5 separate regions of the Homo sapiens genome follow, and regions 1, 2, 3 and 5 are each linked to region 4. A link is a loop called in an ENCODE intact Hi-C map of the cell type or tissue named here. Cell type or tissue: gastrocnemius medialis. All regions are shown on one strand. Links, peaks and the distances in the headings refer to the core of each region. The heading gives the core; the rest is flanking DNA. Region 1 holds the start of MIR2278 (microRNA 2278). Region 2 has its middle 9.5 kb from the start of MIR3074. Region 3 overlaps AOPEP (aminopeptidase O (putative)). Region 4 overlaps AOPEP (aminopeptidase O (putative)). Region 5 overlaps AOPEP (aminopeptidase O (putative)).

Region 1 (5,798 bases), core at 432-5,431, 200 kb after region 4:
CACCCCCATGCCTTGTTGAAATAAAAAACCTGATTAAAGGCCAGGCGCAGTGGCTGACGCCTGTAATCCCAGCACTTTGGGGGGCTGAGGTGGGTGGATCATTTGAGGTGAGGAGTTCAAGACCAGCTTGGCCAACATGGTGAAACCTCATCTCTATTAAAAATACAAAAACGAGCCAGGTGTGGTGGCGCGCACCTGTAATCTCATCTACTCGGGAGGCTGAGGCAGGAGAATCGCTTGAACCTGGGAGGTAGAGTATGCAATGATCCGAGATTGCGCCACTGCACTACAGCCTGGGTGACAGAGCGAGACTCTGTCTCAAAAAAAAAAAAACAAAAAAACCCTGATTAAATCAAATGTAGGGGCCCTAAGACATTCTGCGGGTTATTCTAAATCACCCCCTTACTTTTCCAGAGAAGAAAATTAGGCCAGGGAGGCCCAGTGACTTGCCCAAAGTCCCCGCCTGTGACTGGATGCAGTTCCTAGGAAGCACGGCCTCCTTCTGAGCAACAGAAAAGCAGGAAGCCTCACCAGGGAGCTTTCTCACCCATTCACCGGCACGCTCCAGCCTCTTCCTGACCTTCTTACCTGTGACATGACGGCAGGGTCTGGAGTCAGTGCAAGCTGTCTGGGTGATACCAGTCCACACAGTCCCCAGGCAACACACACTGCTCTCCAACACCTGCAGCACAATCAGCTGGGAAGACCTGTTAGCCTTCCAGATACCAAGACTGCGGCTCAATTCACTGAGTCAGTCTCCAGGGTAGGGCCCAGGCAGCTGAAGGGAGCCCAGGGCACGTGCCAATTCTTTGGGATAAAAGTGACAGAATTTACTTTCATAATTGTTTTTTTCTCATCCTTTTACATTTTCTATTTTGTGTATGTGTTTTATAGTGTACCTAATATATTAACATTGTACTAAATGCATATAACTTATAAATAAATAAATATAGATATATGAATTGGGTAATTGCTCAAAAAGAGGTCTATAAACAGAAAAGCATGGGGGCCTCCTGCACCAAACTGTGAGTCCCAAGAGGGCAGGACCTGTGCTTCCTCACTGCTGTAAAGCAAAGCCCTTGCCCAGGGCCTGACGCATGCAGGTCAGGTCCTCACTCACCACTGACAGAATGAAAGGCGAATTCCATCTCCAGCTGTATCATGGACTCCCAGATATTTCTGAATAGAATCATCTCCCAAAGTGTGTTTTGAGGAGGTGGTTTTTTTGAAACCACAGTGGTTCCATGAAATGCTCACTGTAAAAAGGGCTCCCTCGACACAACAGTTGGGGGAATACTGCTTATCCTGTCTCTGTCTTCAAGATGCACAGATATACCAGGATATTAAATCAGGATCATAAGAATATTAAAGGCTTTCTTAGAAGCCCTCCAGTAAAGAATCTCTTTTAAGTTTATTTAATCCATTTATTTCCTAAACTAATTAACCTACAGTTCCTTTTCCCACATTATTAACATTCCATAAAACTAGTCTTCCTTGAAACCAACTTTAGAAACTCCCAATTTAGATTTAGGCTAAAGGTCTATACTTCCTCATGGCCACAGCATCATCAGCATTCATCACACCTGTCCGTTGATACATGTTTGTCGAGTGAGTTCTTGGCTTTGTCCATCCACCCCTTTCCAACTGCGCTTTCAATAGGATGTTCTAAGATTGCACATCTATGAAAAAAGGCAAAAACTGCAGCTGGCTCATTCCCAAAGAAAAGCACCATCCTTAGGTCCTCAAGATGTCCTTTTAGAGGAGACCTACTCAAAAACTAGGACCTGCCAACCACAGTTTCCAACAACTTAGCAAGGTGGGCTCCAAGGAGCACAGGCCAAGGGTGGGTAGGACCAGGCTCACAGGAGCACCTCCTCCTCCTTGCCTACCCCAAGTCTTGGCTGGGGAACCCAAATATCATTCACACTTTCTTAGAATGAAGTTCCAAGATTTCCATTTTATGGTGAGAAACAGGGAGGTGATTATTCTTAGCAAGCTAGCTGGGAAGGTAGGAGCAGATTTGGTTTGTTCAATGACTGCAGATTTGGCATTCTGTCTTCTGGGAACAATGTCTAGACTTTCCGAGGAGTCACCTCTATAAATAGCATGGTTAGTTAACCAAGAAATATAACATGTTCTACTCTGAGCTCCACTCTGGGGTTAAATCAGGGCGGATTTGTGCAATGTACCTCAACTCCCACTTGGTATTCAATTTTTTTTAAAAAAAAGTAATCCATTTTTGAAGGGGGCATCCCCCTCACATCTGTGGCATTTTAATATAATAATGTTAAACTTCTCTTAAAGAAAAGCTGAGGCTGGGCACGGTGGCTCACGCCTGTAATCCCAGCACTTCAGGAGGCCGAGGCAGGTGGACTGCCTGAGCTCAGGAGTTCGTGACCAGCCTGGGCAACATGGTGAAACCCCGTGTCTATTAAAATACAAAAAATTAGCCAGGCGAAGCAGCGTGCACCTGTAGCCCCTGCTACTCAGGAGGCTGAGGCAGAACTGCCTAAACCTGGGAGGCATAGGTGGCAGTGAGCCAAGATTGCACCACTGCACTCCAGCCTGGGCAACAGAGTGAGACTCCGTCTCAAAAAAAAAAAAAAAGAAAGAAAAAAGAAAAGGTGGCTGAGACACTCTTCCAATTACTTATTAGGGGTGAAATGTAGAGACAAGGCAATTTCTCACCCACTTTATGCAAACAGGCCTCTATGGCGCAGAGGTGGGCTCCAGCTGCATCTTGGCAATATTCCCTCCAGCAGAGCTGTTCACACATTGTACTTTGCCTGAGGACTTTCCAGAGTTGGTGTTTTCCCTAAAAGAAATCTACCCTTAAAAGAAATACTTACATAGCTCCATGACCACATGCATACATCAGCAGTACAGAAGCTGGTAGTATTTGCTCACTCTGTGTAGTGGTATAAGGAGAAAGAGCTTGCAAGATTGGGAATATCCCAAGTTAGGTAACTTTGTGCACTGAACTCCATTGTTCTTTTTCACCCAGGGAGTGTGTATGTTCTATTCAGTAATGATGCTTCGGTAAAGAAATAAGTGGCAAGGCGGGGGAAAAAGCCTTTTCTTTGCAATGGAAAAAATGGCAAGGTGGTGCTGACTGGCCGTCTCAGGCTCAAGGACTGGAAGACATTAGGAACCTAGGATGACATCAATAGAGAGATTACAAACGCAGGTAGAGGAATGATTGCTTCAGGAAGGCCTTTCAAAGGCCTGACAATTTCTCTTGAAGGATGGCCCCAGCAGTGTTCTCTGAAGGTAGGACTGTCAGTCTTTGTGTGGGGAGAACAGTTCAAAGAAAACCAAACACTTAAGCATAATCTTTCAGAGGGTGAAGAATCATGGTATAATGATGATAAGATGCTACTTCTCGATCTGACAAGCAACACAGCTGTTTAATGGCAAAAAGAAGATTCTAGTTAACCCAAAAGCTGTGAGTTCACTCTGCCTGTTGCTCCAACAGAAGAGAGAGAGCCTGGCCCCCAAGAACTCATGTGATCCAGGAATTTGCCTGGTATCCAGATTCTATGGCTGCCTCAAAGCCAGCCCACAGTGAATGCTGATCTTCAATGATATCTTCACTCACAGGGTCAGTATGGTTTCTGTGTGGAGACCCTAAATCAAGCACTCACTGCCTTAGAAACAGTTACACATCAGCCTTGCCTAAGTCTGGACCACCAGACTCTTGACAGCCATCACAAGATGAGGCCATTTTACTTGTCTCCCTGACTTCCTGCTTCTAAGTGACTTTGGGACATTATATATCCTCTTAATACCCGCTCTGTAAAAAATGGAACATACACACACATTCTCACTACCTACCTTGCTTAGTACAAAGTGGTATTGTCAAGACGAACAAAATAATCCTGGCCAAGGGCTTTCAGGGTCCCAGAAGAACATCACTTTATGAATACCAGTTACTATTTCAGGAACACAAAAATGAAAGAACCAGAACACATTAGAAGGGGAAAGCCCCTACCTATAACATAGGACGCAAATAAAGTCAAATAATTTTCTCAAGAAGGATAATTGAAATAAAAGAGAAAATGGAGAAAGTGAACACAAAGAAAGCAACAAAGGGGAAGCACACATGGGCATAAATCACCTTGCATGTGCCTCACAGCTCACAACTCATTCTGTTTGTTCATCTCTACAGCAACAGCAGGGTTGCCAGTAAACAAGGGATTAAAATTTTACAGAAAAAAAGGATGGTATGAGCTGCTTTCTATCATTCACACCCACCTGTTTGAAAAAGCAGAGAAGAGTTATACCACACAACAGGGGAAAGAAATGCCCATTCAACATCTTTTTAAAAAACAATCCATGCAGAAAGAAAATTGAGAATTTATTAAAATCTGAGAAAGAAACGACAACAATAACAAGAAACAAAACCCACACACAAAACAAAAATATGCAGCACATCGGAGAAAGTAGAGAAGTTGGCAGCCATGGTGAATTCAAAGGCATACTAATTTAAGGCTCAAAATCTGATTCCTGAGGCAAAGAATCACTATGGCTGCATCTTGCCTTGAAATCAGGGGGTCACATCCCCTGAAATCTAAAGAAGGATTGTTTAAAAGTAGGGTGGTTTTGGTTTGAGGGATCAAAAATTCAAGTAAAGCCAACAAAGAACAAACAAAGAAAAATTCTCAAAGCTGTGAAACCTTGCTACTTAAGATAATGACAGAAATTTATGACTGCTTCCTTCCCCAGCAGAAAGGAGCATAATTAGAAAGCTGAAAACAACAGGCCCTTTGTACCAGCATGTTATGTTTTGCTTATTCTATTACACATTGGCTGGGAGATAAGAATAAACAGGACAACACCCTGTCTAACCCGGGAGGAGGGAGTGGAGGAAAAGGCTGGTTACATTCATTCTTGGGCATGTACGTGCATACCGTTTATTTGCAAATTGAGGTACTTAAGAAAATTGTGCATGCAATAGTCAGGAACTAGTATAAACATTCAGAAGTCTTTTATTGCACAATCAAACCTTTTAAGAATAAGCCTTGTGTAATAGGGAGCTTTATAGTTTTTCCTCATAGTGAAGCATGTTGTGAAGATTTTAATAATTGATAATTTTTTCTATGGTCTTTAATTGTCAATCCTATTTTCATTCAGTTGTTGTTGCTTTTTTTAAAAAAAAAAACAAAAAACAAAAAACAAAAAACCTTTCAAACTAGGATGAGCAAATAAAACTAGGATGAGACACAGCTTCCCTCTCTGTGACCAACGATGTCAAAAACCCTTGCAAAGAATCAATCAACAGCTGCCAGGGGAAGAAAACGTGGTGATCTGAGACTTCTCCCTTCTCTACAAAGGGACGGTTGCCCGTCTGGGTGCCAGGTGTTCTGATAGCTTCAGCCATGGAGAATTCTGCTCAAGAACAGCAGCTGCTAAGCCAATCAGGTTCTCATTAGCCAGTCGGGAGATGGTATAGGTATCTACGGTCCCAAGAAAAAAAAAAAAAAATTTGATCTCTTCCCATAACCCGTCTGCCTAGAATGATGGACCTGACTTAATCTTGCCATTTCTTAGTGACTCACTTGCTCCTGGCACCCAAGCTCACTAAGAACGGGGCTAAGGAAAGCCATTTTAAGACCTCACTGACCTGCCACCATCCTGGCCTTCATTCTACTCCTCCAACCCATGAGAGTGGTTCCCACCTTGAGGCCTGTGGACCGGAGTGCTTTTCCACCAGATGGTCACAAAGCTGATTCCTTTTTATTCTTCAGTCTTAGCCCAAATGTCACCCTTTAAGGAAGCTTTTCCCTCTCACCCTAACG
Region 2 (5,798 bases), core at 334-5,333, 92 kb before region 4:
ATGCTAAGACACTCCTGAGGAGCCTCTCACTGGAGCAGCCATGGTTGGCAGGGTTTCGTGGTTTGTTCTTCACCCTGTCCTGCCTGGTGTCTAAGTGGTGGGACAAGGTGCTAGGACAGAAATGGGAGCTAGGACAGAAATGGGAGCTAGTCCAGGGGATGGGAGGAAGCCGAGTTTTCTGTTGAAGTGGAGAAGTTACGAATGGGGTCTTGACAGGGAAGCCAGAGAAGAAGGGACCTTGGTGAGCCTGGCAGAGTGAATCCACCCAAAATGCTGGGAAGTCAAAACCGAGCCTGGCCTTACGCTGCCCAGAGGACGGCGGATGCACTGGAGGATTTGCACAGTGGGAGCAAATGTGAGGAATGTTCTCCTTATTCAACAAGGAATCCAAAATTTTTTTGCTTTCCAAGGAAGAAGAGAAACAGTTCCCCGTGCTTCTCCCCTCGCCTTTTTCTTCCTCTGTTTCCAGCCCAGGACCACCTCCCCCAGCCCGGGGGCTCGGGTGCTAAAGTTCTTCCCTCTGCCAAATGTTGGGAAATCCGTAGATTTTGTCGAAAAATCCTAAGTCATTAATCATCGCTAAGCCATTTTACAACCAAAGAACAAAAATTAAGATACAGTAAGTACATAACATGTCTTCAAGCCTCCTCCTAAAATCCAGTTCCACAATTGGTTTATACCATGGGTCCAAATCACACCCCTCAAGCCCAAACTGGTAATGGAGAGCTCATAGCAAAGGCCTTCCCTCCCGCTCCTGTCATGGTGTCTTACTGCACTTGCTGTTCTGGGCAGGGAATTTGTTCACCCAGGACTTTTGGTTGCAAGCAACAGAAACGTGCACTGAATGCTGAAAGTAAAGGGGAACTGATGAAAAAGGTATTGGGCTGATGAGGCCTGGTGTGAGCCGGCCAGCAGCAGTCCCAGCCTTGCTTCAGATGCTCTGGCAAGGCCAGTCGTGCTGCCCAGCCCTTCCGGACCCCACTCCAGCCGGGAGAAAGGCCCTTGTGCCCACTCCTTTCCACACCCCTGCCCAGGTGCATCAGATGGAGGAGCCTGGGTCAAAGGCCTGCCAGGGATGCTAGGAAATCACGCATCTGGCTTCAGCTTCTTTAACGTTATTGGGTACCTTGGATACCACCAAAAGCATCACCCAACTACAGGAAGGGGCCAAACACTGGGCAAATGGAGACAATAAAAATGTCTCCAGCTCATTACAGCATCTATACTTTAGCCTATGCCAGAGCATTTTAGAAGGTTGCGTCCCATGAAACAGCCCAGCAGCCAGCACCAGAACAGGCAGAGGTGAGCCTTTTCAGAAAGATGTTTTGTAGGCACCTAAATCTGGGTTTCTTAAATGCAGCACCATGAGCACTTTGGACCAGATGCCTCCCTGTTGTGGGGGTGTCCTGTGCACTGCAGGGTGTTGGCAGCATCCTGGCCTCCACCACTAGGTGCCGGTGCACCCCTTCCACCAGTGGTGACAAAACTTTCTCCAGACATTGCCCAATCCCCTTCCAACCGAGGGTACTGCTGTAACTGCTGGCCTCTCCCTCTGGAACGACATCCTAGACACAGACACTAACGGTTGTAGACACAGCGAATAGACAACCTGATTCCAACATTCATATGGACAGTAAACGTTCATGAACAGCCAGGCAAGCTCTGAAAGTGAAGCGTACCACGCACTGACACATACTTTGGTGTGAGGTTCTCATGAAGGGAAACATGGGTGGGGCTGAAAGGGCCCCCGTGGCTGCAGCCAGCGGCCAGCTCTCAGGCCTCATGGGCCGACCTCCTCCCAGCTCACATGCTCCTCCTCTTCTCCTGACCCCCTCCTGGTGGGCGCCCTTGGACTCCACCTAGAGGCTGGACCCTGTCCTGCCCGTGGCTTCACATGGCATCTCTAGGCAGAGGGACCACACCTGCCCCTGGATCACCGGCCCGGAGAGCCCGCCGCCTGTTGGGCATCACCACTGGCGGTGTGAAGACCCTCTCTGCTTACCACATCCCAGGTGGGCCCACCTGCTCCACCCACCTCCCGCACCCACCAGCTCCCCATGTTGCCGATGGCCATTCCATCCTGCCAGGGACTCAGGGCGAGTTCTGAAGCCACTCTTGACCCCTCCCTTTCTCCCACCTCCACATCCAGCCCGTCGGGGAGCCAGGAAGCTGGCCCTCTGTCACTCCCCGCTACTCACTGCCTAGGTTTCAGACATCATCTCCCGCCGAGTAAATCACGTGTACATGTACAGAATTTAGTATAAGATAAAGACATTGCCATCAACGGGGAAAAGATGGTATCAGGAGTAAAACTGTTACAGAATAAGCTCCCCAGCCCTCTGCCTTTCCCAGCGTCGGCATCTGGAGCATGGCTCGTTCTGGGATCTGTGTGTTCTGAGAAGCCTCTAGCAGTTCCCCTGCTTCGGAGAGGCAGGGAGGCTGCAGCCACTCTGGGGAGATGCTGCATTACTTACTTAGATAAATAAGGATTTCGCTTATAAAATTGAAGCTTCCCTCCTCCCAAAATGCAGAAAGCATTTTCTGGTCTTTCATTTAGAACTTCTTTGTTCCTCAGTGGTTTGCAGATGGTCACACCCTGTCCAGCCCCGGCCACTCCCTCCCGGCCCACCCACACCCCTGCGTGCAGGTCACTGCCTCAGGGCAGACTCTCCAGTCCTTTGGAGGGAGGAAGGGGAGCTGAGAGGATGCCGATCTCACGAAGAGGGGGCGGGACCCAAGGCTCCAGCGCATCCCTGCGGACTTCCATGCCTCCTTTCAGGCCAGGCCGTGGGGACCCCCCACGCATCTCCCTTGGCTGTGTCTGCCACAGGGAACCCTTTCCATGCCCAACGCAAAAGCAAGAAACCACAGGAGAAAAGGTGGGTAAAACTGGCCATACAGAAATCAAAAGCAAACTCACCAAAGTATCTCAATACACATGGTAAACTGAGGGAAGAAGAAGTATTTGCAGCACATGAAAAAAGCGAATTTCCTAACTTCTAAAGCTCTTCTACACATCAGTAAGGAAACAGCTGCCAGCTCGAAACGCACGGGCAGGGACACACACGACACAGGGAACGGGACGGCAGGGGCTTTTCCACAGCGTGGCAGAAGCCCAGGTGCTCCCAACCATCTCCACGGCAGCTTGGGAAACACTCAAGGCTGATGCTCCCCATGCTGATGACAGAGTGCGGAACAGGCAGAGGAAGGGACAGGAAACTGGTACCACCTTTTCGGAGGACAGCCTGTCAAACATCCAAATTTATCAGCACCGTAAGATAGGGTGAAAAAAATCAAAATAGAAAATTGACTCTGGAAACAGTATGGTAACCTAGAACTCTGATCTATCCATTCTGCCTCTAGATGTTTACCCAAAAGAATGCAAAGTAACAGCTGAGGAAATCCTGGACGCCATGTTCCTGGCAGCACTCTCCTGGACAGCCAAGAGGCAGACAGCTGCATCCGCCAGCAGCCAAGCCAGTGCAGAAAGGAAACGTGGTCTGTGTGTATGGCAGGATGGTCCTCAGCCTTAGAAGGCAGAGATCCTACACTTTGGGAGGCCCAGGCAGGCAGATCACGAGGTCAGGAGTTCAAGACCAGCCTGGCCAACATGGTGAAACCCCGTCTCTACTGAAAATACAAAAATTAGCTGGGCATGGTGGCGCACACCTGTAATCCCAGCTACTCGGGAGGCTGAGGCAGGAGAATTGCTTGAACCCAGGAGGCAGAGGCTGCAGTGAGCCAAGATCGTGCCACTGCACTCCACTTGGGCAGCAGAGTGAGACTCTGTCTCAAAGAAAAAAGAAAAAAGAGGCAGAGATCCTGAGCACGCCACAGTATGGAGGAACCTGGAAGACTTTATGTTAAATGAAATCAGCCAGACATAAAAGGACAAAGATTTTATGAATCCTCTCATATGAGCTCCCTAAAACAGGCAAGCCTCAAAGACAGGAAGCTGCATGGTGCTTCCCAGGGACCTGGGGGAGGGGAAGTGGGGCACGAGTGTTGAATGGGTCCCGTTTCACTGGGGAAGATGAAAAAGTTCTGCAGGCGGATCGTGGTGAGCTGCACAACAATGAAGACACCGAGGCTGCTGAGCTGGGTCCTGACACATGGTTATACTGGTCAATCTTATGTGTATTCTGCTGTAATAAAAGCACTAAGATCGAAAAAGATTATATATCCTTTCTCCAAGGAGCAGACACCCAGTTCTCCTGACCCCACTCCCTCCACTGCAGACTGCAGGGATCCACACTAGTGCGCACATCTAGGGCTTTCCCCGTGGATATGCCGGCGCCTGTGCGTGTGCAGGATGCGACAGCCAACAACCACTGGGGCAACTCAGAGGTTCACATAAAGATATAAATGAAAGGAAACAGAGAGGGAGGAAAGGGAGAGAAAGGAGAAGAGCAAGAAAGGGGTGGGGGAGAGAGAGGAACGAGAGAAAAAAAGGAAAAGCCTGCGTGCAAGCAAGTGCACACTCTTACCCTTGAGCCCGGGCCTGCTGTCCACTTCACACACACTGACCCAACAAAGTCAGCTGAAGCTTACAGAGGAGGAAATGCAAACACAGAGAGGCCGAATAATGTGCCCAAGGCTACACTGAGGCCATCTAGCAGGGCTGGGACTTGAACGAAGCCCCCAGAAGGTGGGGTGTCACTGCCTCTCGAGTTACAGCGCGTCCATGCAATGCAGCCATCGACACAGAGAAGCGAGCGTTATGTACGTGCCAATCTAGACCCGTGTGAACACTGTGCCACCCTCCGTGTATAAAGCAGGGCCTGCACACGTGCTTGCCGGCGCCAGGGTGGAGACGGTAATCAACTTCATTATAGTGATTTGGGGAAGAGACTAGCTGAAAAGGCAGAGAAAACTTACTTTTTGTTTACATATTACCTATATTTGTTTGCATGTGTGATCTATGAGAAAAATAAGTTGTTATCAAGTATGCAAAGGAAGACTCTTTGTTTGCTCTAAGAGAGGGCTGCCGTTAAACGCTGCCCTGAAGGGAAGGAGGCCAGGCACCATCTGTAACTTTAAAAGGAGACAGCGCCATCTCTGATCCTTGCACCGTAGTCACCGTGGTGGTGCTTTTGTTTCTTATTCACAGGACTTATGTTCTACCATTGGACAGAATTTTCTAGAAAAAGTCTACTTACTATGACTGGACGCATGTGCCCTGACATTTGTTGGGCCATGACCCAGCTTTCCAAAGACCCATCCTCCATCTGCCAGGGCCCTGTGCTCATCATGGCTTTCCTCCTGTACGCAAGTCCTCTGCCTCAGCTGTGCTAAAACCAAGTTTCTGCAGTCACTTCCTCCACGCTTTTAACTTAGTAAAGCAGATACAATCATCAAACTATAGCTCCTTCCCCATAAATTATCTGTGTTTTCTTTACAACCCAACATAAATGCACACTTGTTCCATTCCATCAGCAATCACTGAAACGGACTCCGGCCTCATCTCTGAGTTATGCCGTAATTCATGTTCTTCCTGAGCCTCCCTCCCTAAACATAACTGCAGCTGAAGTCCCTGGGGACTTAAATCATAGGGTCAGAATGCAGAAACCTCAGGGATCACGGGTGAAGAGTGTGGTGTCTTAGCCACAGAGGGCTTCCTTGACTCCTGCCTTTCAGAGCTCGCCATGAGCGTCCGATCCAGTCGTCAGGAAACGCACTTCTGTTCTGTCAGACCTCGTTGTGGCAAGGGAGGACTATGAGAGCAGAAAGGAACTTTCTGGAACTCAGGACTCTTGGCAGTGAGTCAGGGTCTGACCATGGGCAGCTTCAGCACCCCA
Region 3 (5,798 bases), core at 423-5,422, 140 kb after region 4:
GTGCAGTCCTGCCTCTGTAGCCTCTGGGTTCAAATACCAGCCTTCCCATCACCAAATCTGGGACCTTGAGGGAACTTTGTGTCTAAACTTCTCATTTATAAAATAAAACAAATACCTATCATTTGGGGTTGTTGTGAGGACTGAATGGGATTTGAATGTATGTAAGCCACTCAGCATCTGCCAGACAGACTGGTAGTCTAGAAATGAAAATGATTATTATTAATTCTCGATACTCTTCTCCTTAAAAAAATTCATGTTTTGACTGCCCCCCTTCCCTTTTAAAATAATTAATGTCTTCAGCTGGGCGCGGTGGCTCACGCCTCTAATCCCAACACTTTGGGAGGCGGAGGCGGGCAGATCACCTGAGGTCAGGAGTTCGAGACAAGCCTGGCTAACATGGTGAAACCCCGTTTCTACTAAAAATACAAAAAATTAGCCAGGCATGGTGGCGTGTGCCTATAATCCTAGCTACTTGGGAGGTTGAGGCAGGAGAATCGCTTGAACCCAGGAGGCGGAGGTTGCAGTGAGCCGAGATCGCACCATTGCATTCCAGCTTAGGCAATAAGAACGAAACTCTTTCTCAAAAAAAAAAAAAAAAAAAAAAAAAAAAAAAAAATTCATGGCTTCTATTCCTCCCTCTCCTGCCTGAGGACGAAGTGCCCAATCATGTTCCATCTTTCCTATTAGGGGAGAAATCAATTTGATAATGCCACTCCTATCAAAGGGTCACACTTAATATTACAAACTGTAAAAAGTAATGAGTATAATGAGATTGGGCAATGATTACCTAAAGGAAAAATCTGTGGAGAGAGATTCACAGCAGATACGCTGTACTCAGATGACATTCTACAGATAAGTAATCATTCATTCTGCTTCTGGGTAACACGAGCCGTATCTGGCTTTGATTCTATATTTCTACAGGCTTCCTTTTACACTAATTCAATTTCATTTGAAGGTAAATGGTCTAACCCAAAAAACATTACCAACCCCATTCTATGTGGGCTGTGCCATCCCACAGCAATTGATTGCCAAGAGACACTAGTAAACTTTTCCAGCCCACATTCCGCCCAGACAATGGGCTGAGTGGAAACTCAATACAACAGATAAGGGTTGATGACTCAAGTCTCCAAACAAATTTTTGGTTAAATACAGCCTCAAAAGCTAATCACTACATGCACCCCACCCAAGCTAGAAATAGGGCATTCACTAACAGTCAACAACTTAAAGGATCAAAAACTTGGAACTTCAGACACATAAAATTAAACTGGACACAAAGGCTATTGCCACAGCAACATGGACAAATTTTTAAAACATACAGCAAATGTCTTTATTTTTATTTATTTTTTATTTTTATTTTTTGAGACGGAGTCTTGCTCTGTCACCCAGGTTTGAGTGAAGTGGCGCAGTCTTGGCTCACTGCAGCCTCTGCCTCCCAGGTTCCAGGGATTATCTTGCCTCAGCCTCCCAAGTAGCTGGAATTACAGGTACACACCACCATGCCCAGCTAATTTTTGTATTTTTAGTAGAGAAGGGGTTTCACCATGCTGGCCAGGCTGGTCTCGAACTCCTGACCTCAAGTGATCCACCTGCACTGGCCTCCCAAAGTGCTGGGATTATAGGCGAGAGCCCCCATGCCTGGCCAAAAACATACAGTAAACGTTTTGAGAGGAAAAAACAAGCTGCAGGTTCCTAATGACACTGTCCACATTAAGTTTTAAAATATGGCAAGCAATACTAAATACATTCCGAATACACATGAAGTAAAATAATAAAGATACACATGAGAATAGAAAATTATAGTGGTTGCTGGGAGAGGGGCAGGGAAAGGAATGAAATCAGGGAAGGTAACATAGGGAGCTTCCACTGCATTGGCCTGTGTAGTCACAAGGCCCCACTCATCCCACACTTGGTTTAATGATCTGCTGTCACTGTCTTGAAACTCCTGTTAATGTTATCTTTGGACCTACGCTTTGTAAGTGAAATCTGATGCAGCAATGGAGCATGCATGGGAGCAAAGAAGCTTGGTGCAAAATGAAAATATGGGACACACAAATTATGTGTGTCTGCCACCATTTCTCACCACCTCATCCATACTAGCAGTCAAAATGCCCATGAACAAAGAATTCCAGTGGACCCTCAATGCACGGGAATTCGGTGAGACTCAAAGTGAGTACAAGGTAGCCGTGTTACATCTAAAATTGAAGAAAATAGATGTTCTCAAGTCAGCAAGCACAGTCCTTGAGATCAAGTGATTTGCAGGTATGATTACTCCCAGACAACTGCCTTCCCCAAACTGGTGAACTGCACTATTTCTGGTACATCTCAGTCTGGAAAGAAGAGGAAGTCACCTGTGGCCTCCAAGCTGCTTTACTAGGGAATGAGTGACACAGGCCTGCTATCCCAGTTGTTATGACCATTCGTGCTAAAGCAGCCTAGGAATTAGTAATTTTGGTCAGTTGTTTTAGTCAGCATTGGATTCGTTCATTTGCAGCTTTGGAATTTTTCTTAGTCATCAACAAATCTTTAAATTGGTGGTCACTGTCTGTAGGCAAATCTCCAGAGTGTTCTGTCAGAATGGAAAACAGCCAGGGGAGCATGGGTTGAGAAAACAGGAAGGATTTATATTATAAACATGTTACTCTGTCCGGCCTCTCATTTTCCTGGCTGGTCTGAAGTTATAGCTTTATTTGATACTTTGACATGGTTGAAATGAAAGGCAACTGGCTTAAATTACCTCGTTACAGGGAAGTGACTGCACCAGTATATAAGAAGCCAGGTTTATTCACCAAGAAATGTTCCCTGATATTCCGAATCAGAACAGATCCTATCAGGGCTGGGAAGACTTTCTGAAGAATGATAAGGGGTGCTGACTACAGTTTCATTCTAACTTCAGGCCAAGGTGTTTGCAAAGGGAGCATTCAGCTATCCTGGCTAGAAAACTAGGTGTCTTCCAGTCAGGAAAAGAGTCTGACAGAATAAGAAATCAGAAAGAAAAGCAAATCTACTCTTCAGTGTATGAGGTGAATGTTATCACTGTTTTAATGTACATTCAAATAATATGGGCTACGCAAAGTAGGAAGAATGCCTCAGATACAGTATTTTCTTTCCCTCTGTGAATCGTGTGGAACAGGCAGACTTATACGTGGACTGCTGAGGCTGACACTGAAGTGACCTCTGAAAGCAAACAGGCCAGGGAAACTGTTACGTAAACTGAAATGACTAGACATTCCAGGCCACCTCGGCCGAGAGTGGGCCGTGCTGACTACAGCCTGGTACCTGGAAATAGCAAGTACTTCTAAACAGAAAGGGGATAAATGCAAATCTTCTGTGATTTTACATTAAGCGTTGTATAAAATTTTGTTAAGTGAAGGAAATCTAAAACACTTCAAAATTTCAGAGAAAAGCTTTATAAACTTGATAGGTAATAACAGAAAGGCTTTGCTGTTTCAAATCTGAATGGTAGGAAGTAAATTTAATCAAAATAGCAGGCAGCAGACTGAAAAGTATATAATACAATATGGACTAATGTGTCATTAGCTCATCTTCACTGCAATGAGATTAGCTTCCCATAGCATCATAATTAGATCTTGGAATTTTGCTGGGTTAGATTTATGTCCAAATGACATACAGCCAGAAATAAGTTTCATGCATTTCACACCAACATTTTGACTTATTTTAAATAAGGCTGCTATTAAAAAATCCTCACATTTTATAAACTGATTATGAGTCACCAAACTCTTCAAAATCCCTTAAGTAAACAGTCTAAAAAATCCAATTTGAACACTGGTTACATTGATGCTGGCTGTATTTTTAATCAACCAATAAGCTTTATTTGTAAAACCAAAGATTTGGTTTGAAAAAGACTTATATTTGATGTACTTCACACCAAAAATTTCCATATTCAAATAAATTGTTTTTATAAAAATCCTACAATTCTATATACTGATTGAAATCATCAATCTCTTCTAATGCCTTTTCTTAAAGTAAACAATCTAAAATTTTGAAAGGTAGCTTCCTTGATGCTTGAAGCTACCTTCAAATTTTAGATTTTACATGTAAAGCCTATTAGTTTATTAAAAACATTATTATGATTAGTTTTTAATGAACTAGTAGACATCATTTGTAAAATTTAAAGTTTGGTTTCCAAATGCCAGGAGGCCTGGGTAGAATCATCAGAGAGGAGTCCTGTATTTCCTTTGTGCATGAGAGTTAATAGGATTAGGGCTGGAAGAATTGAATAAACCCTGAGCTGGTTAAGATGGATGTATCACATTTCAGAGTCCCCATTTCATAACCGGCATGCCCCACATTTCACAAAATAAAACACGCTGGTGAGCTTATTTAAATGATTCTTCAGAAATACACTGATTTCAGAAACTTGAAAAGGGCACGCATGTCCATCTCCCCCTTGAGCCACATGGCTCTTTGTGTGCTCGGCCCTCCTGGCTTCAGGCCGACTCCTGCTTCCCAGTCAGTGACTCCTTGCTACGGTCTGGTTACATGGAAAAAGAGAATAAAGACTTTTGTGTTCGGAGAATTTCTGTACGTAAATTAATAGTTTCTAATTTTCACAATGATGCCATTTGCAATGGCCCTCATCTCTGTAAATGTAGCAAATCTGAGTTAAAATGCCAAAGACCTGTTACCTTCCTCTAGATCCTGTCATGGAACAGGGGTCTGCTGCTTTCTGCTATCAAGGTGGTTATTATCAAGTATAATTTGCGGTTGGAAATGTTTGGCATTCCTGTCTAGCAGTAGCCCAGATTGTTTAGAATAGATTTTTACATAAGAGTTCCAACATCTGTCTGTTTTAGGTCAGATTTCTGTGAGAACCTATGCATATAGTCTCTAAACATATGCAGCTGTCCAAGATTAAACAGGAATGGTTTCTTGCATTACAGTGACAACAAAGGGTCAAGTTTAAATTAAGAATATAAAAATAAGGCTAAGAATGGTAAGCAAAAGGCATTTCCACCCTACAAAATGCCAAGTAATGTTACCAATTAAAAGTGGGCTTGAAAGCAGTTTAAGCCCTAGCCTAGCAAAAGACTCACTAATCAGCAATTTATAACACCAATATGCCTATGGACTGAAATGCAGCATTTCAATTTCATTACAGATTCCTTTCATTTGTAATTCCTGTTACAGAAATCAGTTCGTTTGAAGTGAAGAGTGGTTATTAAATAAAAGCTGTATATAAAACTGTGAAGAAACTTAACATCAAATTTTGGAAAGGAAGTAAAAAAAGAATTAAAACAAGCTGCGATGCTCTTAACAAAGACACACAAAACCTGTTACTAGGAGAGTCGTTTGGTCAAATTTCCTGTTTTTTCCTAAGTCCTCATTTGTTTTAAATATGTCGTCAGCACAGAGTTTATTGCTGTTGATTAACGTTTCTACATGTAAAATCCAGAACCATTCTCTAGGATTTCTTATTTAAAGATATTCCAAACAATGCAGATTCCCTTTTTTCTCCAGATTCTGGTCTTCATCATAGTTAGGAGATGATAAACCATGGATTTAAATAGCTGAAAATTAGTGTTAGACACTAGAAAATTACTCGAGTGTGTGTTAATGAAGGAGTCGTAAAATGAAGATTGTATAAAATAGCTCCTTAACCCTAAGCAATTTTAGTACAAGACTCCAGAAATCAGCGTGGAGTGTTAAAAAGTACATCAAATCAAAGCCACACAAGTGTTGCTGATGGCTCTTTGTTTTACTCACATTTTAAAAAAATCTCTCCTGCAAAGACAGATCTGGCTCTAACAGCAACCTATTATAAAATTAAAATAACTGAA
Region 4 (5,798 bases), core at 548-5,547:
CAAGCAAGCCATAATTCTTTTCCTTCTTTGGGTATTTTATGATCTCATTCATCACCTCACAAACATTTAAAAAAACACCTAAACCATTAAACACAACTTACCATACCATGCTGAGGTATGGTCAGAAAACTCAAGTCTGTTCCAAATCACAACTTTTTCTATTATTCTTCAACTGAAGTGACATATATGACCCTCTGTGGAAAAAGAAAAGGGGTGGGGTCCCCCTTTTCATGCACACTGAAAGTCCAGCTACAAACAACTATATTCGCAGGCTGGTTCCTTTTCCAGCTCTCTCAGAAGCTGCCCTCTGGTATCCTGACGTGCACTCTGCAGCTCTGGGATCACCTTTATTCTGATGTGCTTTGTGCACATTCTCGGACGCTGCAATGCCCATACTAAGGCAACATAGCACAGAAATTGGCAGCAATGCTATCAGCAAGAATTTGGCTTCAGAATCAAGAGTGATTCATCATACATTCTAGCAGCAGAAAAACACACCGCTATTTTAATCCCTTGCTGGTATCAAGAATCAAAAAACAGTGAAATGTAATTAAGCAAAAGCAACAAAAAAACCTATCTGCTGTAATATTTGTCAAAAAATTATTCACTTTTACGAGTTTTCCGCAAGTCACTTAGAAAACAACGGGCTACTTACCTTATTTCATGATATTACAATGACAAATCAAGTTTTAATACAAAATCAAAAGACAGGCAGTCCAAACTTCTGCAAAGTAACATACTGAAATTCTAAACTTGGGCAAACAAATTTCTCATCTGCTTTACAGTAAATAAAATTCCTCCTAGTGTTTTAAAAGTAATCCACTTCTTTCTTCTTCTCTCTCTATTTCTTAGATGACTCCAATTTAAAGTCTAGGTGAGAGAAAGTACAGCATGGAAACCTAATACTGTGGGCGATTTATTCGGAACACTTTTCATTTTTCAGAGGTACCTTAACACTGAGATAATAAACACTGCTGATCTAAAATAATAATGGAACCCACTTAAGTCCGATTGCTGTATTTAATGAGCATGAAACAAATTTCATGGGCTACTCTCTCCTAATGAGACTATATAAATGATCATTAGCCTTATCGACCAATATTTCTGTAGAATTTCCCCATATATTAAATCTATGGTTTATTATAACAAAAACTTTTTAAATTAAACACTACTCTATTGTCATGACCAGGTCCTCACGGGGCAGAAGCGGATTTACCAAGACCTGCACCGAGTACCGTCTCGGGAACCCCTACCTTTTCAAACACCTCTTCCTTCTCCCTGCGCTTCCGTTTTCGGGGTCTCCGGTTCACTCCAATCCATTTCGTGACCTGAGGTTCAAAAACCACAGCATTTCAAAGAAGGCGACAGGGTCCTGACGGCCATCCCCCAGCGCGAGAAAGCAGAGACCCCCGGCCTCGCGACCTGGTCTTCCCCGCACCTCGGGAGGCCACCCGCGCCCGCCCGCGGAACTCGCCGGGCGCCTCACCGCAGGGGCCGCGACCTTCGTCACGGCCGCTCCCCGCGCCCGAGCCGGAGCCTGGCGGGTAGTCCCCGCACCCGCGCGCCGCAGCGCAGAGCCAGGGCCTCTCGCCAGCCGCGGTCTCGCGCCGGCGCCACCGGGGCGCAGGGACCGCGCCGCCCGCACTCACCTCGGCGCGCACTTGCCGCGCAAGCCCGCACTCCGCCCCGGCGCGACGCTCCCTCTGCAGCGGCTGCGGGGGAAGAGGACACAGTCAAGTTTACCGCGGGAGCGGCCCCGGCCTCCCTGCCCCGCGCCCGCTAACTCGGCGTGCCCGCCCCGTACCTCGCCCGCGGCCGGGGAGGACGCAGCGGCGGCGCCGGAGCCCGCGCCCTGCGCCCGCCCGGGGTCCGCATCACCTCAGGCGCGGCGCGGGCGGCGGGCGCGGGGCCTGGGCGGCGGCGCGGGCGGGCGGGCGGGCACCGAGCGGGGGCGGGGCCTGCCTTAAAGGTATAGCGGCCGCGCCGCCTCCCGCAGGTCGCCCTCCCGCCCGCGCCGGCATTGTATTGTTCTCCCCACGAACGGCGTGCTCCCGCTCCCGGGCTCCGGCCGCCCCGCGCCCCCGCGCACCTTGCCCCCGCCACCCCTCCCCGGGCTCCGGCCGCCCCGCGCCCCCGCGCACCTTGCCCCCGCCACCCCTCCCCCGGCTCCGCGCCCTGCGAGCGGCTTCCCGGCAGCGAGAGGGGCCCGCGCCGCCCGCCGCAGGCTGGAGGGAGCGGTGGCGGGGAAGGAACCCCGCCCGTAGCCAGCGTAGCGCGCTCCTGGAGTCGGAAACCTGGTCCCGGTGGCTTTCGCGCAGGGAAAGTAACTTTCCTAGTGGAGTTTTCTCCGGGACCGGGTTCTACGCCCTCGAGTAGACGTTTCCCAGTGGCCCCTCGGGGCTCCGGGCAGCGGCAGGTGACCTCCCGGGGGGCGAGGCCAGGGCGCAGAGAAACCCAGCCCCGCGCTCCCGCGAGTGTGGACCCGCAGCCCTCAGACTGCCGTGGACCCCCAGAACCACTGGGTAGAATTTAAAAAGAAGGGGTCAATCTGTTTTCATAATTAGGGAGAAAGTTTACACTTACTTTATAAAAATGTGCGATACCCCAAGATTTTCCTCCACCCGCCAAAGGCCTTCTCATCCGCATCAGCAGTTGCTGGAACCCGCCTGCCGGTGAGGGCGGGCCGGGGCGGAGAGTCGGGTTGTCCTGTTGCTTGCTGGGTCTTGACCATCCCTTTAACTTTATCACATTTCTTTAAAGAAAATCTGTCTTGCCCTCTCTTTATTGCTACTCCATCCTTCTTTCAAGATCAAAAGGTTTAGATCAAAGCCAAGATCAAACTCACTACTTTAAATAGCAGCAACTTTGCCATGGAGTATTTTACACAGAGGAGCTTAATGGAGACATCAGGAATTTATCCCTTCATTCCATATTCATAACTGGACTACTTAAAATTACACGGATGATGTATGTCTATTTCCTAAAACAAACAACAAGTCTGCTCAAATGAGGGATTCTTACTGTTTCCAGGAATACAAAAAAGTTGAAATCTAGAGAGCAATATAAATAGACGTGTTAACCATTTTGCGTCATTATTATAATAGCTAAGTGCTACGAAATGTGTGCTCATTTGCTAGAGATTTTTCAATGTGTTATTATATCTTTTAGTATAGACTGTACAGCCATCATATACAATTTTTTACTGTAAAGGAAATATATATAAATAGTTAATGGTTTGGAAATCTTGCACATAGGCAGGTAAATAATTATAAATGGTGAAGTGGATTATTCTGAGCTGCTTAATTTTAAAGGGAAAGAGAACTTTAAACTCTTCAACCTTTTATGCTGCTAATAAGAGTTCCACAATCAATAGAAATCTATCTTGGCAGGCACTTCCTTTTACCCACTAGAATTTTTTTCCTTGGGAGTTCACGATCCCCAGAAACTGTGATATGAGCCATTCAATATTGATGTACTAAAACAGTGCTCTGCTTAAATACAGTTTTTCAACATACAGTCTTGGAAGAAACAAAATCCAAAATAAATTCCAATAGTCCAGTAACAGGAATAAAGACAACTATTGCAAATTAAATCTTACAGACTTATATGAAAGCTGTTGTTAACAGCTGGGTACTAGTTATTTGAAAAGTTTTTTCCCTTTGCAGTTTTTAACTGGTTGCAGTCACACACGCGCGCGCGCGCGCACACACACACACACACACACACATTCTTAATTCTATAAATCCCATTGAACCACTGGAAAGATCTTAGAAACTGAGACCTGGAAACCCTGTCTTGCTCTGCTACTGACACAGTCTCCTTTCTTCCTAGCACCCAGATCATGGATAACCTAACGGTTTCCGGCATGAGCTGAACAAAGGAAACAGCCTACTGTCACTCTGCTCTTCTAGGATTTTGCTAAGTAGGAAGCAAAAGCTGTGACCCATCCTAATTGCCTCTTGTCTCGTTTGTCCTTTGTCCCCCAACTCTCCTCCCAATTGCCATCCCAGAATCCATCCTCCACAGAGAAGCCAGAATGGTACGTCCAAAGGTAATTCAAATGATACCACTTTGCTTCACTGAGAATGCTTTTCCATCTCTTCTTTGCGTGGTAGCCCACTTATCCTCTAGTTCTGGGTTTAAGCAGCGCTTTTGCAGAAAGGTCTTTCCTTACTCCCCAGTCCAAATTATGTCACTCCACTATACTTTCTAATAACATTCTGTTTATTTCCTTTAGAGTGATTCTTAGAGCAGTTTTAAGTTTATAGAAAAACTGAGCAGAAAGCAGAGTTCCCATATTTGTACCCACTCACCAGCTTCCCCATATTTAACATATTGCATTAGTATATTTATTATAACTGAGGAACCAATATTGATACATTATTATTCACTAAAGTCAAATTTACATTAGGGCTCACTCTGTGATGTTCAGTTATTATAGCTCTTTTAAAAATGTACTGAACGTCTCTCTCCCCAGCTGGATTTTATGCCCCAAGAAGAAAGAGATCCCGTATCTTTTGTTCTTGATTTTTGTTCAGTCCACCAGAAACATTGCCTGGCATATACTAGAAATTCAATAAATATGTTATATAGTGAATGGAAGGATAAAGGAACAAATGAAGGACACCTAAAATTTCAAGGGGGAGAAGTCTTAAAATGAATATCTTTCTAATTACCTCCTGTTTGTTTCACCACTAAAATGCTTAATTTGTAAAGAGGCTAGAATTTTACATTTTTACAAAAGGGAGACCATGGGATATTAGTTATATTGCCAGGGTAACTTTATAAACAGGCTGTGCACGGTGGCTCACACCTGTAATCCCCGCACTTTGGGAGGCCGGGGTGGGAGGATCTCTTGAGCCTAAGAGTTCAACACCATCCTGGGCAACATAGCAAGACCCCTGTCTCTACAAAAAAAAAAAAAATCAGCCAGGCATGGTGGTGTTAGCCTGCGGTACCAGCTATCTGGGAGGGTGAGGTGGGAGGATCACTTGAGCCCGGGAGGCAGAGGCTACGGTGAGCCATGATGGCACCACTGCACTCCAGCCTGGGCAACAGAGTGAGATCCTGCCTCAAAAAAATATTAATAAGTAAATAACGATAAATTTTAAAAAATTGAAATGAGAAAGGTTCCTAATTCTGTCACATATGAATCACTAAAATTATATTCCAGCATGGTGCTACAAGCTGAATTTAATCTAGAATGAAAGATTTACATATTGCATGACACGGAAAAAATACTTTTCTATTGTGTTCAATCCAGCCTGAACACATTTCTCCTGTTGTCTACCTGAATCTCCCCTTCTTCACAGGCTGATGCCAATGAAGGTAGGGTGTAGAGAAACTGGAAGACCGCTTTTTTAAAAACTGGAATTCTATAGTGGGGGACAGGTATTCTAATTACTGTCTTTGAGAATGTAGTAAAAGCACTTTAAAGCTGTCTCTTAAAACAGATGTTTTCTATCTGAATTGTATCTTTAAAAATGCCTCATCCAGTAGATACGCATGTTTTGAAAGGAAGTTGTTCTAAGAAACTTTTTTTGTCAAAGCAGTTCATAATAGCTGAAGACAACGTCCGAGGCTGAGGAAAATACCATTGCTTTAAAATTATTTAACCTCGTGATTGATTGGAGATTACTTTTGGAGGGAAAGCCTTTTTCAGTTTTCTTCCTTTTCTTAGACAAAGAAGAAATTCCTCCTATCACTGGAAAAATACAGTGAGACCAACTTCACATTGTTACGGGTGTGTTTTCTCTTCCTGCTTCTACTTCATGGAGGGGGCACAGGACAGAGGAAGG
Region 5 (5,798 bases), core at 433-5,432, 89 kb after region 4:
AGGAGGGAGACAGAGAAAATAGGAAGGACAGACAACAAAGGGAAGGATGCAGAAGACAAGCTGGGGAGGCAGCTAACAAGATGAAGGAGAGAGAAACTGAGGTTAGGGAAGTAGCAGTGATACTATAGGGCAGTGGGCAGCTACGTCAGGGAAGCAAACAACGATGCCAAGGCTAGGAGCTCCAGCTTTATGATCTGGTTTAACTTCTAAGTGCTCTCAGAGGAGGCTTATGGTTTCATGTCACATGGAGATGTAAATGACAGATACCTGGATCCTAGCAAGGTTCAAGGTGGGTGCTCATGGGGGCCAGGGAAAGGCTCCAAAACACAGCACAGACGACACTGGGGAGGAGAGAGGCATGAGGGCGGAAGGGGAGGCTGGGGACACAAAACACTGTAGCCAGCTTCACCATTTGCTTTAGCGTTAGCTGTGGCCTATTGCTAGCAGGAAAAACAGCATGGCAACGACAAAACATGGAGACCACCTTGAGTCTAGGAAACACAGAGACCACCTCTGGCTCAGTGGCAGCTCTGCAGACCATACAGAAGGCTCAGCTACTGACCAGCAGAGCAGCGGATACATCCCTTCTGACCCCAGGGCAACACATCCCGAGAGAACGTTGTGGAGACCTCAGCCCTGCATACGGAACAGGGCAGCACTGCTGTCTGACTCTCAGGAGTTGGCCTCACCTGCCTCAGCTGCTCTGCCTTAGCCTGGGGGTGGGGTGGGGGCAGGTTCTGCCGGTTATGGTCATCAAAAAAGCTGCATGTGAAAGTCTCAGGTTTCAAAGCTAAAGAATCAGAGGGAGAAACAGTATTTTATTCAGTTTTTCAACTAGATTTGGACTCCTTTCCCTCTCTCAATGTGACAGTACATGTTCTGCCTTAAACATTCCAGAATCTCATAGATGAGAACAAAAAATTTGTTTTTGAACAAATTTTGAACATTCTGTTCATTTAGTTATACATTTTGGAGACTATAGATTTTGGTTGTCAGGGGACACACCCATACCCACACAATATGAACAAATATTTATTGTAACTGAACATGTCTTTATTTATTTATTTATTTATTTATTTAATTTTTTTTTTTTTTTGAGAGGGAGTCTCGCTCTGTTGCCCAGGCTGGAGTGCACTGGCGCTTACTGCAACCTCCACCTCCCGGGTTCAAGCAATTCTCTGGTCTCAGCCTCCCGAGTAGCTTGGGACTACAGGTGTGCCCCACCATGCCCAGTTAATTTTTGTATTTTAGTAGAGACGGGAGTTTCACCATGTTGGCCAGGATGGTCTTGAATTCCTGACCTCATGGTCTGCCCGCCTCGGCCTCCCAAAGTGCTGGGATTACAGGCATGAGCCTGGCCCTGAACATGTCTTTTGAATCATCTATAAATTACTTATGAATGAAAGCTGTGTATTTTCTGCAGGATCTGGGGAACTCTTCTGGTAAGTAAGTAATTAATGTGAGTAACCAACTAAAACATGTCGGCAGCCTCATTGGAGCACGCAGATGACAAAATGTGATTCCACTCCCTCACCTCCCCACGGCCCCCACCTCCGTCCTCCCCAATCAGGGCGATGATGTTTGTTCCCATAAAAAGAGCTAATAAAATTAGCCTCCACTGTGATACAGGGAAAATCTTTATTTAATAAAATAATGTGTTTTGCTCCATTTCCAGAACAGCAATAAAATGGCACAACTGAGAGCCGTAATAGCTCATCCTGGTGGTTTTCACAGCGAGCACAAGTCTGTCCCGTGTGGCGGTGTGGAGGCCTGGAGGGCTGCTTTATGGAGGGACACGTTGGGGCAGCTTGCAGCCATTCTCAGCAAGGACAGTTTGGTGACTGCTTTGCTTTGAAATACACTCTTTGGGTCCACAAATCAAATCTTCCCATGTTCCTTGTCTGGAAAAAGTTGTGGGGATTTCCTAAAGTGTACTCAGAATTCAATTGGTGAGGAAGGCATTCATTGTTTCCCCAACTGACAGCAAGAAGCCAAGCCCCAGTCAGGCCCTCTGCAAATCTGAAAATCCAAGGTAGGGTCAGGAAGCTGTTGACTTGCCCTGCTGGGCTGGTGAAAGCAGACACGAAGTAGCAAGGCTGGTCTGTACAACAAGAGGCCTGAGCGCAACAGAGGCACTGCCGGCTGACAGAGTTCAGGCAGCAGGACATTGGGGTGGAGGCAAGTGTGGGTTCCCTGCCAGACCACCACACTGTCAACTAGATTTCAAAGCAAGGGTAACTCTGGTCAGGCAGCAGGACGTCGGGGTGGAGGCAAGAGCGGGTTCCCTGCCAGACCGCCATACTGTCAACCAGATTTCAAAGGAAGGGTAACTCTGGGTAGGAACAAGCAACAGAGTGGCCTTGGGGAATAGCACGTTAGAATCAATTCTGCTAAATCAAAGTTAGATCCAGGAAAAAAGAATTGAAGGAAGATGAGTTCTCATATTCCCTGATGGCTGCGTGGTGGCAGGAGCGGTGATGATTAGAGCAGAAAGAAAAGAAAAAATAAAATGATGATACTAAACACATATATTGTTTATTTTCTCCCAGGCAAAGTTCTAAGTATTTTATGTTCGTTAACTCATTCAATTCCAGCAACCACCCCATGAGGAAGAAATTATTATCGTGCCTATTTTACATGTAAGTAAACCAAGCCACACAGAAATTATGTCACTTGCCTAAAATCCCAGAGTTAATATGTGTCAAAGCAGATTCAAACACAAGCAGCCTGGCTCATACACATGTTTTGCTTGATCAACACCAGCGGGTATCAGAAGCACCGGGAGGTAGGTCCGCTAGATAAGAAAACAGCACACGTACTCAAATTTGAATTTCAGATAAACAACGAATAATTTTTTGGTGTATGTTCCATGAAATATTTGCTAAAAGCTGGCAGCCCTACCTGAAAGGCTTGTTAAAACAGATCTCTGGGCCTCACCCCAAGAGAGTTTGTTTCAGTAGGCCTGGGTAGGGCCTAGGAACCTGCATTTCTGTGAAGTTCCCGGGTAATGCTAATGTGGCTGGTCCAGAGACCACATTGAGAGCTGCTGATCTGCACTGTGGTGGCTGCACAGCATCAGCTTAAATAGCAAAAACTCATTGCCAAAGTTTATAAATGGGAAGATTTTATCCAGAAATCCAGATTTTGACATTACATTAAAAATTTGAAAGATGTGGCCACACTAGGCCCAGGTCTTTTTTAGAAGTGGGCACATATTTATCCTGTACATACACACACACACACACACACACACACACACACACACACGTCTAATGCCAAAGGGCAATATTTTATCATTTCCTAAGAACAATAATAAGCATTACAGAGCATTTCAAAGATAGGATTTTATCAGGTCCCTGTTATGATTCATCCTGGTGAAATCCGAGAAGCAGGCAAAACCTGCTTTGGAGTCCCTCATCACAGGCCTGCATTCTTATGTAGTAACTGCAGCTGAATCGGAGCTGGTCCTTTCAGACAGGGCTTGGGCTCTCCAGTTTGCTGTGGTCCCAACTTCTCCCTCCCGTCTCCCTGCCATTGGCTGAGCCTCCTTGTCATTTATAATCATGTGTGTGGTTTTTTTCCTTCTTATCACAGGATTAAAAAGTGAAATATTTCTTACATCCATGTCTCCATCAAAAGTAGACCAAGTGTTTCTTAGAGGATGCTCTATCCAACCCATTCACTAATTTATATTGCTGCCTGGCCCCTTAGAAGCATTAGGATTTAAGCTGTTTTGTTTAGTTTTTCTTATGAAGAATTCCTATTTATGGCTATAAGATGATTTAGCAAACCCTTCATGCAAAGGGCAAAGACACAAACTTCTGCCTAGCTCAGGTTGATCAGACAAATTCCATATTACTAAGGGTGAAATTAATTGGGTTTATTGTATTTGTGAAATCCAAACACAGTTTCAGTTATTACTAGCCACTAATGGCTTATAATGAAGGCAGAGCTTGTTAACTAAGCAAACAACTGGCATGTTTGTTTAAAGTGTAAATAGAAGGAAAATTCATGAATTAAACGAATGAATTCACTGATTGTTCTCCCTTGGCTGTAAGGGGGCATTCAGCTGCCACAATATATGTCACCACCTTTGTTAAACAAATTCGCCTGCTCAAGTTATCTTTATCCGGTCAGAGACCGTCTTAGTGGTAGCTTAAAAAGTAAATGTCTCTCTTAATTTTTCAAAGTACTCATCTGCATCAATAAATGCCACTAAGTATAAGGGATCACCTGGCTATTGGGGATTCATAAATAATTGAACTTTTAAGAATAACAGCATATTTCCTAATCTCAAATTATGACTCCATGGATAGACCACCATGGCACGCTTGTCGAGATAAGGAGACAATATCCTTCTTATTTCCCAGGGTGGTCCTGGAAAATATGTGACAGATGGTCATCCTCAGAGGTATTCAACTTAACAGCATGTCCCTCTGAAAGGTAATAAACCTCACCAGAAACAAAAATAAACAAATAAAAGTCTCTCCAAAGTCTCTCCAAAGTCTCCTGATTTTAACTAACCTTTCCATTTAAAATTATGAGCCTTCTATTTCTTCTCCCCAAATGGAATGCATCAGGTTTATTGGATATCTACAGCTCAATCCCATTTCTCTGGATGGTTCCCTTGACTCATCATTCTTTGCATGTGTTCACCGTGGTGAAAATGTGGGCAAGGATCCCAGGAATTCCTTTCATTCTAAAGAATTCTGCCTGCCCATGTCCCCATTCCTAGGTGGTTACCTTTTTGTGATCTGAAAGGCACCCGGGTCTGTTTGGAATGTATTCAGCTGCAAGTAACAAAAAATACAATGAACACTGGCACACACTGGAGAGGTTTTTCCTTTCTTGAAACAATATCACTGGAGTGACAAGACCTTGCTGGGGCTGGTGCAGTGACTGGCAGTGCAGCGGGAGCTGGAGGACTTGCTATACTCCCACTCTCCATCCTTCCTGTGTGCACTTCTTTCCTCATGCTTGCCCCTCATGCTCACGGGTTGACCACTACACCTTCATGCACCATGTTCGTGTTTAACATGGAAGAAACGCGCTGTGCCAGCAACAACGATCCCTTTCATCAGGAAAGCAACTTTTCCCAGGGAGCCCATAGCCGAGATTCCTACTCTTTAGTCTCTGCTAGCTGTTAAGGCAGCATGGGAAAGATGCTTTTTGGTGTTTTCTGACTCTGTAGTGGAAGATGGACAAGGAATTGGGTCTCACACGGTCAGCCATGGCACCGTAGTGTAGCCCTCTTTCTCATAAATAGCAGAAAGTCATCACTTAGGTCATCTTTTAGAACGCAAATACTTTAGGAAGAGATAACGCACTCAACTCACACTGAAGTGTTAGTAACATATCACATTCCTTCTTTCCAGGCAGGGGACATTCTGAGCATGGGGGTCGGGGGCTGGGCAAGTCAGAGTACCTCAAAGACACTGGCTACCTAGTACCCAACTTAACTGCACGCTGGCTGGCACTTGCACTTTCATTTTACCTTCATACCCTCACCAATGACCAAACACCTAACAAAGCTAAGAGCGGTACTATCTATTCTAGTGGTTTTTAAGAACTCGGTCTTTGGGGACAGAGCTGGGGGTCAACTCCTGGCTCTCCCTCTTGCCAGCAGCATCAGTGCATTGGTTTCCTAGGGCAGCTGCAACAAACCACCACAAGTACGGTGGCCTAAAACAACACAAATTTATTATTTTACAGCTCGTCAGGTCAGAAGTCGGACACAGGTCTCACTGGGCTGAAATCTATGCTGCTGGAAGTCCTTGTGTGTGTGGTTGACTGGAAGG

Evidence for each region. Hi-C counts contacts between places; a loop is a spot of excess contacts. Peaks named below come from ENCODE experiments on the same cell type or tissue, not always from the same donor. Only the 100,000 strongest peaks of a DNase experiment are listed, where the experiment ranks them.
Region 1: a loop joins it to region 4, with 2.0 times the contacts of the local background. A loop is called at or near these places in 12 of 110 quality-filtered maps.
Region 2: it touches region 4 in a loop (2.5-fold over the local background); 13 of 110 quality-filtered maps call a loop at or near these places.
Region 3: it touches region 4 in a loop (5-fold over the local background); 50 of 110 quality-filtered maps call a loop at or near these places.
Region 5: it touches region 4 in a loop (2.2-fold over the local background); 28 of 110 quality-filtered maps call a loop at or near these places.

The regions. Positions count from the first base shown.
Region 1 is chr9:94,804,855-94,810,652 of GRCh38, reverse strand. All of the region lies in intron 5 of AOPEP (aminopeptidase O (putative)), which reads right to left. MIR2278 (microRNA 2278) reads right to left here and starts at 691; the gene lies at 596-691. In gastrocnemius medialis, for the core only: no CTCF peak of the experiment used is centred there; a DNase peak (open chromatin) is centred at 2,434; H3K27ac peaks cover 3,727 bases.
Region 2 is chr9:95,092,680-95,098,477 of GRCh38, reverse strand. It overlaps a transcript of AOPEP not described here. Among named protein-coding and RNA genes, the nearest start is that of MIR3074, 9.5 kb to the right of the region's middle. In gastrocnemius medialis, for the core only: CTCF peaks have their summits at 1,297 and 1,513; DNase peaks (open chromatin) are centred at 3,147 and 3,437; H3K27ac peaks cover 5,000 bases.
Region 3 is chr9:94,864,790-94,870,587 of GRCh38, reverse strand. The region is part of intron 5 of AOPEP (aminopeptidase O (putative)); the gene reads right to left. Among named protein-coding and RNA genes, the nearest start is that of MIR2278, 58 kb to the right of the region's middle. RefSeq lists a cis regulatory region at 4,383 and an enhancer at 4,299-4,468. In gastrocnemius medialis, for the core only: no CTCF peak of the experiment used is centred there; DNase peaks (open chromatin) are centred at 3,197 and 4,427; H3K4me3 peaks cover 2,715 bases; H3K27ac peaks cover 5,000 bases.
Region 4 is chr9:95,001,072-95,006,869 of GRCh38, reverse strand. It overlaps AOPEP (aminopeptidase O (putative)), which reads right to left. Exons shown (of 17, transcript NM_001193329.3): 12 at 1,650-1,712; 13 at 1,254-1,328. Among named protein-coding and RNA genes, the nearest start is that of AOPEP-AS1, 58 kb to the right of the region's middle. RefSeq lists silencers at 1,530-1,819, 1,910-2,099, 2,110-2,359. In gastrocnemius medialis, for the core only: a CTCF peak has its summit at 2,679; no DNase peak of the experiment used is centred there; H3K4me3 peaks cover 2,332 bases; H3K27ac peaks cover 5,000 bases.
Region 5 is chr9:94,911,993-94,917,790 of GRCh38, reverse strand. All of the region lies in intron 5 of AOPEP (aminopeptidase O (putative)), which reads right to left. Among named protein-coding and RNA genes, the nearest start is that of AOPEP-AS1, 31 kb to the left of the region's middle. RefSeq lists an enhancer at 758-1,258. In gastrocnemius medialis, for the core only: no CTCF peak of the experiment used is centred there; a DNase peak (open chromatin) is centred at 3,420.